Linked DNA regions of Homo sapiens: region 2 is linked to region 1. A link is an interaction called in ENCODE POLR2A ChIA-PET data of the cell type or tissue named here. Cell type or tissue: Caco-2. All regions are shown on one strand. Links, peaks and the distances in the headings refer to the core of each region. The heading gives the core; the rest is flanking DNA. Region 1 overlaps LOC124901001. Region 2 overlaps LOC124901002 (a long non-coding RNA gene).

Region 1 (8,335 bases), core at 19-8,018:
CAGCAGTTCAGAAAAGGTTGGAGGCAGCAGGGGACAGGAGACTGAGAAAAACAGTCATTTGTCAGTTGAGGAAACTGAGGTCCAGGCTGACAGAGGTAAAGTAACCTCTGCAGCTGGTTGACATGCAGAGAAGGCCTGAGCCAGATGCAGATGCGCTGACCATTCAGTGTTTCTCCCGCAGCACACCTGTCACTCAGAGAACACACCATGCTGTGAACCCAGAAAACGCCCTCATGGCCTTGTGATGCCAAGCACGTTTAGATTATTATAACAATACAGGCACTGTGTCCCAAGGACATTGCAGTAATCTATGTTTGGGGTGGAGATATCCTTCCTGGTCCAAGTGTCAAGGTATACCACCTTCTGGAAGGGCACCAAAGCATGTCCAGCGAATGGGCAGATACCCAAGAGTGGATTGTACAACAGCAGGCACTGGCTTTCTAAGAACTCAGGCCCTCATTATAGGATTTGTCCCCTCTGACACAGGCCTGTGAACAACTCTTCATTGTGCAAAAGGGTTTCCTTGTCCTTTCCCTACTCATTCTTCCCTTCCCCCTTATTTGAAACTGAATCTCTGGCCATGTCATGTGCAGGCCTGCAAGGGGCCTGTTGATACAGCTGCCCCTCTGGTGCCACATGACTGCAGGCTCACCACCCATGACAGACTTGAATATCCTGGCACCAAGGACAATCAGATTAGCCTCCACTTGGTATATCTGCTGTTCTCACTGTTTGTGTCTATGAGAGCCTGTTTGACTAAATTAAACTCCTTGGAAATTGATCATCGATTATGTATGAAAGACATACCCACCAGCCTTTGAGGTACTTATCTTTGTAGCCCACCTAGCCTTAGGAGAGAAGCTGCGTGGCCTGGTCACTATCTAGTGGTCTTCCCTGGCCTGTGTGGTAGTGAAAAAGATAAAAGCCAGACCGAATCCTTAGAAAAACAGCATCAGAACAAGATTAAAAACCTCGAATTCAGTGACTGTAGAAGCATAAAGCAGAGGCATGTGTTCATGTATTTAGCCAGCACAGATTTACCAACTACCAATAAAACACGGAACTTGTATTTTATTGAGGAGAAAGGCAATAAAATATGTAAGTTATACAGAGAATTAGAAAGTGATTGAGTGCCAGGGAGAACAATAAATCACAGATGGGGACTGGGGAGCACCCCATTTTAAATAGGGGAGTTAAGGAAGGCATCTCTGAGAAGGTGAGATTGCAGCAAAAACTTGAAGGGAATGAGGAAGCAAGTGTATCAATGATCTATTATTGCATAACAACTTACCCCAAAACTTTGAAGTTTGAAACAGCAAAAATGTATTCTCAGGGTTTCTGATCAGGGTCAGAAACTGCAAGTGGCTTAGCTGGGTACTTCTGGCTGAGCCTCTCAGAGGCTGCAGTCTAGCAGTTGGCCAGGGCTGTGGTCATCTGAAGGCTGGACTGGGGCTGGAGGATCTGCTGCCAAGGTGGCACATTCACAGGGCTATTGGCAGGAGGCCTCAGTTCCTCACTATGTGGATTTCTCCACCCAGCCTCCCCTCACGTGAGTGATCCAAGGGAGAGCAAACAAAGGGGAAGCTGTGGTGCCTTTTCTGACGAGGCTCTGCACTTCCATACCATCACTTCTCTTTATTCTGGTCCTTAGAATTGAGTCACAAAGTCAAGGGGAATGGGATTAGGTGCCACCTCTTGTAGGGAAGAGTAAGAATTTGTAAGCATAGTTCGTGATTTTTTGTGGGAAGTAGGGAAGAGTGCTTCAGGCAGAAGTAACCACAGGTGCAAAGGCCCTGAGGTAGGAACACACATATTAGCATATTCAAAGGAGAGCAAGAGGCCAGGGTGGCTGCAGTTGGTGAGCAAGGGGGAGAGTAGGAGAGGAGGTCAGAGAGGAAAGGCATGTGCAGGGCCAAGGGCACCAGGTTGTGCAGGGCCTTTAAGTAGGTGGGAAGCCTTTGAATGGTTTTTGAGCTGATGTGATGAGCTTTGACAGTGATGTGATCTGATTTCTTTTAAAAAAGAAATTGGTGGCTGTTGCAGTAAGAATAGCCCAAGGAGGAGCCAGGATGGATGGGAAGAGGCCAGTTAGGAGGCTGTGGTAACAACCCAGGAGTTATGTCTGTAGCTTGTGTATGAAGGTGATGAAAGGGATGAGACTTTGGATATATCTTGAAGATAGAGTCAATGGGATTTTCCATGAACCACATGTGGGTTTTGATTCCAAGGTTTTGGATCTGAGCAAGTGGAAGAATGGTTCTGGCATGAGCAAGATGGGGAATCCTAAGAGTGGGACAAGTTTGAGAGGAGGAGCTTCAGAGTCCATTTGGGGACATGTTAATTTTGTCCATTAGACATCCGAGTAGAGAAGCTGAGTAGGCAATTGAATATGGAGGCTTGGAGTTCAGGAATTCGGAAGGAATACTTTCCTGTGGTCTGTGAGTGACATTACAAAATTGAGGAGGCTGGGCTCCCTCTCTGGAAGAGTAACAATTAGTCCTTTGGAGGGTTCTAAACACACAAAGCAAGGGAGGGGCTGGTGCCAACCAAGTGCAGTTTTCAGATGTTTCTGGGGTGCAGAGCACAGCTAGTGCGGCTGGGAGGCATGAGTTTCACCCAGAGCAGGGGGCTTCTGCTGCTCTGTTCCCAAAACAGTGCCCTAAGGAACACATATCTTTCACTTCAACAAGACAGGCCACGTATTTCTTCCCAGGGCACTGCCAACCCTGAGAAGAAACTCAGGGCAAGTGGATTGACCTGCAGAATTCAGTGGCACCATTTTTCAGAATTCATAAGATGGCAGAAAGACAATCAGCTAATCAAGTCTGCCAACTTCTAGGTCTCTTTTCTCTTTTGGTCTCTTTCTAATTCTGCCCCAAATTAATCTTAGCACCCAGAAGCACACATTTCCCTGCTTCCAATTTCTGATGTTTTCTGAGCCCCAGCTGGGCTTGGTTTATAGGAATTTATTCTTGAGCGCTCAGTCTTGGGTCCATGTTTCAACACATATTTCCAGGACTCCCAATGACTCCTCTGAACCAACCTGGGCCCCATCCAGCTGTATAACCCTGAAAAGGGTGTACCAAAGTCCCTGGGATATTTTCCTCCTCCCTAACCCCCAGGTCGGACTTAGACCCAGGGGCTTCAGAGACATATCAGGAGTGCAAGTAGAGGCTGACTAATTTGGAAAGCTTGAATTAAGGGTTTAGACTGGCTCCCTTAGCTGATCCTAGTGCAAAGGCTAATCTTTTGCAGAGTCATTTTATGGCGTGAGATGGTGCTGTTGATTTTGCACAGTTAATAACAGCTCAGCCTGAGTGCTGCTAGCCTTAGCCAAGGGTGTAGAATGCAAGCAGTTGTTTCAGCGAAAGTAAGAATTTGCTGGGAGCACACTTGGCTTTTCTGAAGAGGCCTCTGCACTGCCAAGGGAGAAAGACCCCCCCTCAACAGTGGCCACAGCATCTGGTCTGTGGCTAGAGGAGACCAACGTGTTGATATTAAGAGTTCTTTGGAAAAGTACTGTCTCTTCACTCATTCACTGCTGACTGGATCCCAAAGAATGCACTGTCTCCCCAGCATGCAGAAAGGGGATGAATCAAACTGAGTTTAGATCCTGGCTTTGTCACTTACCAGCTGTGTGACCTGGGGCAAGTAAACATCTTTTCTGTATCTTAGTGTTCTCATCTGTAATGTGAGAATAACCAGACCTACCTCGAAGGATGTCTTGCTTGAAGAGTAAATATCTGGCACATGGAGAGTGATCAATAAATGGATTTCTCCTTAACTACTACTCGTCTAGCTACACTCATCTCATCTTCCACCTGTGGCTCAGGAAGCTTGAGCTGATGAATCCATGGAGACTGTAAAGAAATAGCAGGGGAGGTCGATCAGGGTGCTCACTGAGAGCAAACTGTGGCTCTGTTGATTTCTGATGCCCAGTTGGCAATGGTTGGAGTTCCCAGCCTGCCAGCTCAGCTGTTTCTCCCTATAGCGCATCTCTCAGTTATTTCTAGGAGTTCTTAAAGGTGTGCATCGCATCATCTCAAAAACCAGCCCGTCCAACTTGTGTTATCTGCCCTGTTGATCTACCTTTGTTTTCCCAAGGTCTGCAGCCTCCAAAGCTTCTGAAATGGGACTTGCTGCTGCTGGTATCTTTAGAGGGGCATGTGGTATCCTGCCAAGGGTGATTCCTTAGCCTGTCAGTGGCCCAGGGCTCAGGATTCTACCTGCCTCACATCTCCTGGATCCATCTGCATGTCTTGGCCCAATCTCCATATCCTCGGTTCTGGCCCCTCCACTACCTGGTTGCCACTGATGATTCCAAGGATTCAGATCAGCTCACAGTGCTCCAAAAATATAGCAAAGTGAAACAAATGTGCAAATAAATGATAAAAACAAAAGAAGAAAAAGAAAGAAAAGACTTATTGTATATCCTACCTCCTTCAAACAGCTTGCTGTGATGTGCATGGTGGTGTGGGAACCTTCTGATGTCATACATACAGGTAACTTACCTAGTTTTGGATCAGGCATGGAAACTTGTCTGAGACACTTGGAGATGACTCCCAAAATGGTCTGACCCAGAAATCCAGAAAGGGGCCATCTGACTGTCCCAGGGTGCTGTACATGGGGAACATGCCACCTGGCTGGGGATCCAGGGAGCAAGGGTCTTCCTGGGTGTGGCAGGTCATCTCCTCACAGTAACACACGAACACTTGACTTCTCCCACAAAAACTTCTGGCCTAAAAAATTAATCAATACTTATCTAAACACCTGAGAGCCGAGAGTCTTTGATAAATTAAAAGGCAGTTTGGCAGTAAGCCACCTCCTGAATGCCCCAGATTTTCATAAAAGGCCCTTTGTGGAAGCCACAGAATGCAGGTAAAGCTAGGATTTGAGGCGGTGCTGATTGAGAGAAGATAAAGAGAAAACTACTTTTTAGGGTTTTTTCTTTTTAACTTACCTCATGGGGTGTTTAAAGAATTGAATGAGTACAGAAAACAAGACTTGCTGTAATTTTGGTTGGATGTGATTCCAGGGGAAATATTTTTTCTTAAATGAAAATATAATAGCTAACCCCTACATAAAGCTTACTATGTGTTTTTAGGGGTTTACAAATGTATTCACTCCTTTGTGTTTCATAAGAACCCTGTGAAGTGAGTACTGCTGCTGCCCCACTGGACAGGTGCACAGGGAGGCTGGGCACTTGCTCCCTCACCTTGCCAGCCAGGGGCATTGCCGGATGGGAAGCGCCAGTTCTCTCTCCTCTCCAGCGGGTGTCTGTGTGCTCTGCCACAGCACCCATTCATTCTTTGCAGTTCCAGTTAAATGCCATTTCCCCAGTGAAGATGGGCCCTGGCTCCCCGTTCCCCCTTGTTATTTTCATACCTGGCGTTCTGGTGTTTTTCATTCAGGACACTTACCACAGCCATAGTTGTTTACTATTCCTTTCAGACCACTTCTTCCCCACCCTTTGCTGCTTATACTATGTGTCACCCTCTCCCCTTCCTGTCACTCTCATCATTGGCTTCCGTCTCTACCACTTCAAATCCTCCCTTAATCCTACATGCTTCCAACCTCCATGTGGTTGAGTGCTAGAGTTTGGGTGTTTTTATCCCCTCAAATCTCATGTTGAAATTTGATCCCCGGTGTTGGAGGTGGGGCCTAATGGGAAGTGTTTGGGTCGTGAGGGTGGATCCTTCATGATTAGATTAATGCTCCCCGGGGAAGATTAATAGTTCTAGCTCTATTAGTTTCCAAGAAAGCTGGTTGTTAACAAAAAGCCTGGAGGCCACATGGTGATCTGTACATACCAGGTTTCCTTCGCCTTCTGTCTTGATTGGAAACAGCCTGAAGCCCTCACCAGAAGCCAGAGGCAGATGCTGGTGCCATGCTTCTTGTACAGTCTGCAGAACTGTGAGCCAAATAAACCTCTTTTCTTTATAAATTACCCAGCCTCGGGTATTCCTTTATAGTAACACAAACACACTAAGACAATACCAATTCAGAATTCAGGCCTTCTCATCAACAAATCTTTCCTCTTCCAACCACCTCAGCCAACACCTCCTACCAGCTCACCCTGGACCAGGGACTACCTGAAACAGCCCCTTCTGCAAAAACAGGAATTGGAGCATCTCTTTCCATCTTGCTTTTCCAGCCATTCCTGCTACAACTGTCCTTCACTCTAACTAGACCCTTCACTTGTTCCAATTAACTATTTTTTCTTTACTTCTTTCTTGTGTAGTTTAGATTCTATGCTCTATCAATTCAGTAGCAGTCTCTCTGATAGACTTAAATTTCAAAGCCTGTGTCTTTGCATCATGCCATCTGGTAATGTTGCCATTACCTACTTTTCTGAGCCTGTCCTCAGTAGCTAAGTGCTACTGGTGAACGACCCAACTCTAAAATTGACTGCTATCTGTGTAAATCAATGTTCACTAAACTGAAGTGGGCCCTCAACAATGCCTGGCTACCCAACCCCATTTTGTTCCTAGGCTCACTTTCTGCATAACTGTTTTCAGCAGGTAGTCCCAAAGTCCAGTGAGCCTTTTTCCCTGCTCAGGTGACAGACACCCTTGATGGTTCTGATCCTTGCCTGGCCAGCATGGTTCTTCAGGGAAGACAACAAGCAAGGGTAAAGCAAGGGTAAATCCTTGGCCAAGCACACTCCCCCTATAGTGCCCCTGGCTTGGAGTCCCAGTGTTATAGCTCTTTAGTTTGCTCTTCAGTGCTTGATACCTGAAGCATACTTGCTTCCAGCCCAGGTCAGGGAGCTTCAAGTCTGTGCCAAAGCTGTGCCAAAGCTGAATCTCCCTTCATGGTGACTTTTCCCTGATATTGGACCCAGGTCAGTGTTCTAAGCTCACTTCACTTCTGATGAGTTCTTCCTTCAGGGCCCTAGATATTTCTTGCTAGAGACCTAAGTCTGAATTATCTCCATCCATCAGCATGGCTTAAAATAAGGATTGGTGAACTTATTCTGTAATAGGCTAGATAGCAAATATTTTAGGCCCTATAGGTCATTTGAGTTATTTGGTCTCTGTTGCAACTACTCACCTCTACCATCACAGCTAGAAAGCAGCCATAAACATAGACAATATAAACAAATGAGCATGGCTATGATTCAATACAACTTTACTTATGAACACCAATATTTGAATTTCATAGAATTTTCACGTCACAAAATATTCTTCTTTTAATTTTTTTCAGCCATTGAAAGTATAAGTTCTCCTATTCAAGTAGGTGTAGTTAGAAATAAACAAAATAAAGTCATTCTTAGTTCACTGGTCTTACAAAAACAGGAGGCAGCCAGATTTGGCCCTTGGGCTATAGCTTGCTCACTTCTGCAATACTAATTTGTTGAACTTAAAAAGAAATAGGGGGTAAATCTGGCAAGATGGTGGAGTAGAAAATACCAGGAATCTATCTCCCCACTTAGACAATGATTTGCTGGCAGAATCTGTTTGATGTAACTGTTTTATAACTCTGAAATCTATTGCAGGCTTAAAAACTTCCAGTGGAAGGTTGGGCAGTAAATTGCAGTTACTGTCAATCAGTTTTAGCTCTTAGCAGAGTAGTAACCATATCACCCATCCTTCACCTCCAGCCCATACACATTGTGGGAGTCTTAAAAGGAGAAGAGAGAAAAGCTAGAACTGTTGTAATGGTAGTTCGTACCTTCACTTTTTGTATTCTGCATGATTTAAGAGATTAATATATTAAAAAAATATTTGTTTAAAAGCTAGTATTATTGTAACTTTGGTTTGTAAATCCACATTTTATTTACTACATAATTGAAGAGATCAATGCATTTAAAAGATTTATTAGTTTATGCTTTTGTCACACAATGTGTGAATATGCAGTCTGTGACAACAACAACTGAAAGGGGTGGAGATAAAGCCATAAAGGAGCAGAGTCTTTGTGTGTTATTGAGGTTAAGCTTTTCTAAATTCAAATTAGTGTTATAACTTTAGGATGTTACATGTAATCCCCTTTACATTTAACTGCAAAGAGATAGGTATAGAATATACACAAAAGGAAATGAGAAAAGAATTTAAACAGCACTATGTTTTTAAAAAAAAAATCAATTAAACACAAAAGAGCAATGCAGGAAATAAGGGACAAAAAAAGCTGTAAGTCATATAAAAAAATGGCAGAATGACAGAAGTACGTCCCTTCTTATTAGTAATAACTTTAAATGTAAATGGATGAAACTCTCCAATGAAAAGACAGAGATGATTGGCAGGAAATATTTTTTTCTGAAAAACAACAACAATAACAGCAACAAAACCCATGATCCAACTACATGCTGTCTACAAGAGACTTGCTTTAGCTCCAA
Region 2 (8,335 bases), core at 48-8,047, 110 kb before region 1:
ACACGCCTCTCGAAGACCCAAGGGGAAGCGCGGACCTGGCGCCCCCTGCGAGCCGCTGGGACGTCTGGGGCCGCAAAGCCCTGGCCGTGACACCCCTCGAAGTTCCACACCCCGCCGCGTGTGATCTCTTCAGCCCCACCAACACTCACAAGCGGGAATATCTGATCCCACCTCGTTCGGCGTGGGGCGGCCTGAGCCACATTTGGAGACACCCGAGTCCCAGGGTGGTCCCAGCCACATCCGCCCTTGAAGCTGAGGCGCGAGTAGGAGGCCTCCCTTAGTGACTGGGGAGTGACGGGAGAATTAAACGCAACGAGGGCAACGGCTTAATGCACACCCTCTGGATCAGGTCTTGCCCACTGCCCCGCAATCCTGAGAGTGGCTTGATGTTGGGGTTTGGGGCCAGGGCTTTCCGGAAAGGAGCCTGCACAGGCCAAGGCCTCCAACCTCCGGGGGCCCAACTGCCTGGGAGCTTGGCTATTTGCCCTGTGTCATGCGAACTCCAGGAAGTCACAGTGCCTGAGGTGGCCAAGATATTCTTTGAGAGATCCTTGATAGGGGTGCAAAAGTTGGCTGGTGTCAGCGGGATGCCAGCGCCTAAGCGGGGATGGGGAGGAGGGCAGAGAAGGGAGGAAACCTGAAGGAAATATGCACTTCGAGACCACCCTGAACACCTGGACCACCCAGGCTGAGGCCTGGAACTGCTGAGCCTCGAGGCCAGCATGGCCAACAGGCCAGACAGTTCGGAAAGGGCAGTGAATCTTCCAGAAGGCCTATCTGGGAGGATATCGCTCTGTCTCTGGGCGGCGGCCCGAAGCCCAGCGGCAGGCAGAACCACCTCCGCGGCAACCCCAGATGCTCCACCAGCTCTCCTGCCTCCAAATAGAGATCACATGCGGGGCTGGAGGAAGAGTGGGGAAGCGGCGCGGTGGACACGCGGGCATGAGTGATTAATTAAAGGGAAACCACATCCGACAAGAAAAGAGTTTTCTGAAAGGAGCCGAGTCCAAGAAGAGCTCCCGACCCTGCAGCTGCAGCCCAGACGGATCCGCCAGCTGCCAGGCCCTCCCCACGCAGCACAGGATGCTCACTGAGGCCTCCTGGCCTGCGGAGGGGACCCGGCTTTCGAAACCCGAGTGTTTTAAATAAAGCCCAAAGTTAAGAGTTTTCCAGTTCGGCCCGGGGCTGGGCAGGGAGGTGGCTGGGATGATCACTGGTCTCCTAAGGGCGGCCGCAGCCACCTGGGCTCTCCTGACTGCAGCACGCGATTGTTAGAGAAAGTGCTCGCCTCGGCGGTCTCCTAAACTCTCCCGGGTTTCTGAGTCTATACAGCAGGAATCCAGGTTAGTAAGTAAAGTAAAGCCAGCTTGAGTTCACCAGACGTGACTGTGATGGAGAGGAAGATTTGAGATCGAAAGTTTCAGACTTAGGCAAAACTCAAACATGCCCATGTTTTTCTCTCCTTCCTGCCACCCCCATGATTTTGGGGAAAACCGATGACAGCAACATTGCCACCAAATAGAGAAAGAATGCTATTTAGTGAACATCTATTTATTTTCATTTGACTTCTGATGACCAGTGTTGTTAAAATACTCTCAGCCTGTCAAAGATTAACATACAAAATAGAGTGTATAATTGTAGGTGGATTTTTTGTTTGTTTGGGGTTTGTTTTGTTTTTTAAATTGTAAACTCCTACTAGTTTTCTTCACCAGAGAATAGTTGGGAATATTCTAAATGAGGAAAGGTATTGTGTTTCTCTGCTGTATAAGGATGACCTATTCCACCTCCCTCCTTTGAGTATAAAATTCAAGAAATCATAAAATGTGGATTTTTGAAGTAGTGAACTGTTTCTTTGTGCAGAAATGGGTGATGGTATCTGAATATGTGTCCTGCATCACACTTCTCAAATTAGGTCTGAGGTTTAGAGGTAATCAATGCTTTATTTATTTGTCCTAGAAGACAGGAGGTGGGAAGGAGAATATTCTGATGACAGCAAGAGAGACCTTCCTGCTCCTTTCCCATGATTCTGCAATCCTCCCTCTTCTCTCTCCAGCTGCTTAATCAGCCTGCCCTAAAGAGAGGGCTTTGGTTTGGGGTTTTGGTTTTGTTTTGTTTTTGAGATTTAGTACTGCATATATTTCAGCACGCTACATGGAGTTCAACAACACGTAAAAGCCATGAAATTTGACATTCGTTTCAGAGCCTTGGCTAAGAGATGAAATTATTATACCAAGAAAAAAATGATACTTAGGAAAGTGAGAACTTCCATCGAATCCATACCTCACCAGCATTATGACATTTTTGCTTAAGCTGCTGTGTGGGCCTGTTTCCTTGATGGGCTCAAAATAGGCGAGACAAACCAAAAAAGGAGGTGTGAAAATGACGCAAGAAGTCTGATTCCGTGCCCCGCAAAAGTCAGTTTGGCTCCCGAAGTTACTCCATGGTTACGCCTGCAGGCCGCACCCCAAACAGACTGGTAACCCCAGAGTACATTGCAGGAGTCCTGCACCTGCGGCAAGGCCGGCGTTTGGCGGACGCCGAAGTTGCAGGCCTGAGATTAGACAATTGAGAAGGGGGCTGGGGCGGGGGCAACCCTTTAAAACTGAGAACCCACAATTCGGAATCCAGGATTACTAGCGCCCCTCGCAGGGCTTCGGAAGGGGCAGTGCAAGCGAGGAACCCAGAAACTCAGGCTCCGTGAGTTTCAGGGCACATTTGTTTGGGGGTTTTAAAATACGTCTCTTTTGCCCCACATGTCCCTGCTAGCGCAGCCCCCTAACTGCTCTGGCCGACCGTGGACGCCAGCTAGTTCTAGAGGCGTGGAGTCTGGAAGCAGCGCTTGGGTAAGGAGAAGCACTCGGAGAATATCCTCGAGGAGTTTAGGGCTTTTTGAGAAGCTCCCCCTCAAAGGTCTGATGGGGAGTCCCGGGCGTGAGCCCCTCCAGCTGGGAGGCCTGGAGCCGCGGAGGGTCCTCCTCCCTCTCCAGCCTCCGCGCTCCAGCCCCGCGGCCCGGAGCATTGGGCCCACCTAGCCCCAGGACTACGTGGCCGGCCCAGCGCTGTAATTGCTCTGTTCCTTCACGAGGCCCAGAGAGAGGGGCGCAACTCCCTGATCGTCAGATCGCCCTTCCCCGCCAGCAAAGCGACCGCGGGCCTGTTCCCGCCTCTACCCCTGAGGCGCTGGGCGCAGCGGTCCTGCTTTCCCAGACCAGGGCGCGCGTCTCTGGGTTCATGCCTCAGAGGTGGCCCCGGGGTTGGGGAAGAGGGCAGTAAATAGAATCTGATCGGCCTTGGGAATCCCCCTGTCCCGCCTACCCAGGCTTGGCAAACAGGCCGCGCAAACCCTCCTGAGAACCGGACAGTCTGGGGCGAGGGCTAGCAGTAGCCTGTCCAAACCAAAGAGAATGAGTTCGAGTTTTAAAGCAAATCTCAGGCTTCACTGTTTAGCTTGATGGACTCAGCTTCTCCTTTTAGGGAGCAAATTAAAGTTCAGATGGAAAAAGCTAAAAGATGTTGCCCACCCTCGGGTCTCCCTCTTTGTCCAAAGATATGCACATCCCCCTCACCTCCCCTTCCATCTTTCACAACTGCCTGAACTACTACAGCAATGAAACATGTGTTTTGTGGAAAATGTTACAATAAGTGACAATGAAAGCTATAATAAAAAAGAAGTAAAGATCTTTATACCAGTGTTGCTGTGCACAATGTGTGTATGCATATACATGTCTCTATGCATGTGTATCTATTTATATGTTTATAGATAGATATTTGTTGGTTTGCTTGAGTGTATACTGTAGGTTTAAATTTGCATTCTAAAACTGCAAAAATACAGTTTTATGTCACAACCACAAATGCCAAGCTTGGTCACACATGATCTTTTAAAGGCCAACTAAAATGCTATTTTCTTTTCATTTTTATTTAGAACCTCCAAAACAGGAGCAAGCTTTACTTTTAAAATGAAACCACTCTACATGTGAAAGATGACATGCATAAATGGTATTTACAATGGAATGTTTAAAATTCATTTCTTTCTGTAATGTAACCTGACTTCTGAGCAAAGGGATTTCGCTTCTTGGTGGGGCCTCTAGGCAGAGCCAGTTCTTGGCACCAATAGCATTGCCTGATGCTGTAAAACACTAAATCTGGACAGATTTACACAGAACAGAAGCTTTCATTTCACCCTTCAAATTCCAGCCAAACAGGATTGGGGACTTTTCTATGTTCCAGACTCCCTGAATGTTTTTCCAGGTTGTGTGGTTGAGTTCCAGCCTACAGCAGCTCAACCAGAATCACCACATTATTAGGCACAGAAATGAGATCTATGTCCTCATATTTTTTATTGTGTCCACATTGTGAAACAAAGGCATTTTAAAGATGCAGCTACTGGGACATTAATGAGACAATGCATGTCTATGTGATGAAATAGCAATTTGGAGATGGGTTTTACATGTCAGAAAGAAATATTGTTTTATTTGTAGTCCTTTACTTGCAACTGTCTTCACAGTTGTTTATTTTTTCTAAATAATATTTTTATGAAGACAAAAATTAATCAAGAAGCCATTCAAGATCATTTTTCCAGACACCACATGAATGAAGCTAACTTCTTTCCATTAGGACAGGCATAGATTTTCCTCTAACTTTAAAATAAATGACTGCTATTTACACTGGTAGAGAGACCACTCCGAAAGCTGTTTTCCTCTACTGTTAATGAAAAGTATACTATATTTCCCCCAAATGAAACTTAGAATTATTTAACTGGACTGCCAGGTGTATCACTATTAATAGTGTTTAAGTACATTTTGGGAGAGGTGGAAGGGCTCCTCTGCTACACCCTAGATGTACTCGATACATAGAGTTATACTCTCAAGATGCTTATAACTTACCACAAATACAATTCAGGACATACGTTGTGAGACAAAAAGCAAAGGCATTTGCATGATCAGAGTTAGGACAGAGAATGGACTAAAAACATATCTCCTTGGTGCTAAATTCATTCATAGCTGGTAAGATAATTAAGGACATTTTTTTCCACATAAATTTAGTCACATATGTTTGAAGCTTTGTGCAACTGTGGCATGTACCGATACTTCTGCAGAAACCCCTCTAAAGCACCCAAGGAGCCTGAAATATTAAGGTAGCCCCCACATCTCCCTTCTTTTACAGGACATGCTTGTGAAGAATAGCGGAAAATACAACGTACTGAGTTAGACAAATATTTAACTTGTTCCACGTCCAAGGTAAATCAGATTTCAGGCCAACATATGGGCTCCAGTTCAGGGCCCGAGGCCCAGGCCTCAGGTTAGGCCTGGGAGTAAATGATGTGTATGGTCATTGTCAGAGACTCTGGCTGGGCCAGGCAGACTTGGGTCACCCACCTTCCCACGGACCATGGAGGGACTGAGCTTTGCCTTACGCAAGAACCCATCACAGTGTAGAGCTCTCTGAGGTAGGCCCTGCATGGCTGGTCTAGAATCCGAAGTTAACCTCTTACTTGTCTGAGTTCCTTTAGGGCAGGCACTATTATTTATTAGCTTGAGGTTCCTTACATTCAGCACTATGTCTGGTACATGGTAAGCACTTGATATGTCTGATAAATCACATCAATCATTTAGGTTGCTGGTGAAGAAGACCACTTAGTTAGGGTCTTTGGATCTTCAGATGGCTTCAGACCATCTAGATGTGTTCTGTACTACAGTGGCCTCTAGCCACAGGTGGCAATTGATGCTTGAAATGTATCTAGTCCAAATTGATGCAGGCCGTAAGTGTAAAATACATTCTGGACTTTGTAGGTTGTCTTAGTAAGTCTAGGCTGCTATAACAAATTACCACAGACTGGGTTGCTTCAGCAACATTGATTTCTCACAGTTCTGGAAGCTGAAAGTTCAAGATTAGGGTGCCAGAATGGTTGGGTTCTTGTTGAGGACCCTCTTCCTGTTTACATCCCCACATGGCCTTTCCCTGGTGCTTGCAAGAGGGGTGGTGTGGGGGTGGGCTCAAGGAGGGAGAGATATATCATGTCTCTTCCTTTTCTTGTAAGGGCATTAATCCTATTATGGGAACTCCATCCTTCTGACTTCATCTAAACCTAGTTACCATCCAAAGGTTTCACTTTCTAATATCATGACATTGGGGATTAGGGCTTCAACATAGTAATTTTGGGGGCAGTGCAAGCATTCAGTCCACAGCAAGGAGATTATAAAATCGGAATGCAAAAGTCTCATTAATAATTTTATATTAGTTATATATTGAATGATACTTTGGGTATATTGGGTTAGATAAAATATGTTTGTGGAAGCCAACAAAAAATAAACAATGGGGGAAAGGACACACTATTCAATAAATAATGGCTGGGAGTATGCTGAAGAATGAAACTGGACCCCTATCTCTCACCATATACAAAAATTAACTGAAGATAAATTAGAGACTTAAATGTAAGACATCAAACTATAAAAATCCTATTAAAAACCTGGAAAAACTCTTCTGGACATTGGCTTAGGCAAATATTTTATTGGTAAGACCTCAAAAGCAAATGCAACAGAAACAAAAATAGACAAATGGGACTAAATTAAACTAAACAGCTTCTGCACAGCAAAAGAATCAATCAACAGACAACCTATAGAATGGGAGAATGTATTTCCAAATTATGCATCTAACAAAGGATGAATATCTAGAATCTATAAGGAACTAAAATGAATCAACAAGAAAAAAATAACCCTATTACAAAATAAGCAAAGGACATGAAAAGACACTTTTCAAAAGAAGACATACAAGCAGCCAGCAAACATATGAAAAAATACTCAACATCATTAATCATCAGAGAAATACAAATTAAAACCACAGTGAAATACCACCTCATATCAGTCAGAATGACTATTATTAAAAAATCAAAAACTAACAGATGTTGGCTGGCAAGGCTGCAGAGAAAAGTGAACACTTATACACTGTTGGTGGGCATGTAAATCAATAAAACCTCTATGGAAAATAGTGTGGAGACTTCTCAAAGAACTAAAAGTAGAGCTACCATTCAACCCAGCAATCTTATTACTGTGTATCTACCCAAAGGAAAAGAAATTGTTATACGAAAGTGACACCTGCACTTGTATGTTATTGCAGCATTATTCACGAGAGCAAAGTCATGGAATCAACCTAAGTGTCTACCAACAGTTGACCGGATAAAGAAAATGTGGTACTTAAACACCACAGAATACCATGCAGCCATAAAAAACAATGAAATCATGTTCTTCACAGCAACATGGAGGGAGTTGGAGACAATTATCCTAAGTGAAACAACTCAGAATCAGAAAATCAAATACCACATGTTCTCATTCATAAGTGGAAGTTAAGCAATGAGTATGCATGGATCTAAAAATGGAAGTAATAGACACTGGGGACTCTAAAGGTGTGGGGGGATGAAGGCTGAAGAACTACCTATTGGGTAGTTTACTATTTTGGTGATGGTTCACTAGAAGCCAAAACACTTCAGCATTATGCAATATACCCATGTAACAAGCTTGCACATGTATCACCTCTGTCTAAAATTTTGTTAAATGTATATAAATAGACATTAATGTATGTACACACATATTTGTGGTAGGTAGCCTCTAAGATGGCCCCTGCTGAGCTCAGCCTCCCAGTAGTCATGCCCATATGTAATTCCCTCCCCTAGGCTCTAGGCTAGGCTTAGTATTTCAATACTAACAAATGACTATGACAGAAGTGATGGGCTGCAGCTTCCAAGCTGAGATTACAAAAAGACTGCGGCTTCTATCTTGGGTGCTCCCTCTCTCACTCATTAGCTTGCGCCACCTCTATCTCTCTTTCTATCTCAAAGCCATCGTGCATTGCTGACCCAACACAATGGTAAAATATTAAATGTGTGTTTTAAGCTACAATTTTGGGACAATTTGTTATGCACAATAAATAATAAATTCACTATTACAAAAATTAATTTCACCAGTTTCTTTACACTTTTTAAGATATGGCTACTGGAACATTTTGATTACATGTGTGGCTCCCATTATATTTCTACTGGACAGCACTGGTCTGTCTCTGTGACTCAGATGGGACAACACTGATCCAGATTTAATTTGGGATTCTAAGGAGCTGGACTCAAATGTATGTTATTTAAAAACATGAAATATTTAGGTATAAATCTAACAAAATATGTTCTAATCTATAATCCCTTGGCTAAACCAATTTCTGATATTTACATATTAAACAGTTGTGGACTGAGAGTCAAGAGTTATCCTAGTCCCAGGGTAGCCCATAGTCAGCTAAAAATTTTACCCAGAGAGGCAACTTTTAAGCGTCCCTTGCAGTGTTAACATTTTGTGAT

What was found. Peaks named below come from ENCODE experiments on the same cell type or tissue, not always from the same donor. Only the 100,000 strongest peaks of a DNase experiment are listed, where the experiment ranks them.
Region 2: POLR2A ChIA-PET joins it to region 1 with 11 read pairs; 5 of 35 experiments call an interaction of 5 or more read pairs at or near these places.

What each region holds. Positions count from the first base shown.
Region 1 is chr5:73,110,754-73,119,088 of GRCh38, reverse strand. LOC124901001 reads left to right here. Exons shown (of 2, transcript XM_047417978.1): 1 at 1-4,502; 2 at 5,814-5,944. Among named protein-coding and RNA genes, the nearest start is that of TMEM171, 5.7 kb to the left of the region's middle. In Caco-2, for the core only: no CTCF peak of the experiment used is centred there; a DNase peak (open chromatin) is centred at 3,168.
Region 2 is chr5:73,225,262-73,233,596 of GRCh38, reverse strand. The region is part of intron 1 of LOC124901002 (a long non-coding RNA gene); the gene reads right to left. Among named protein-coding and RNA genes, the nearest start is that of TMEM174, 56 kb to the right of the region's middle. RefSeq lists enhancers at 1-709, 2,966-3,591. In Caco-2, for the core only: no CTCF peak of the experiment used is centred there; a DNase peak (open chromatin) is centred at 3,186.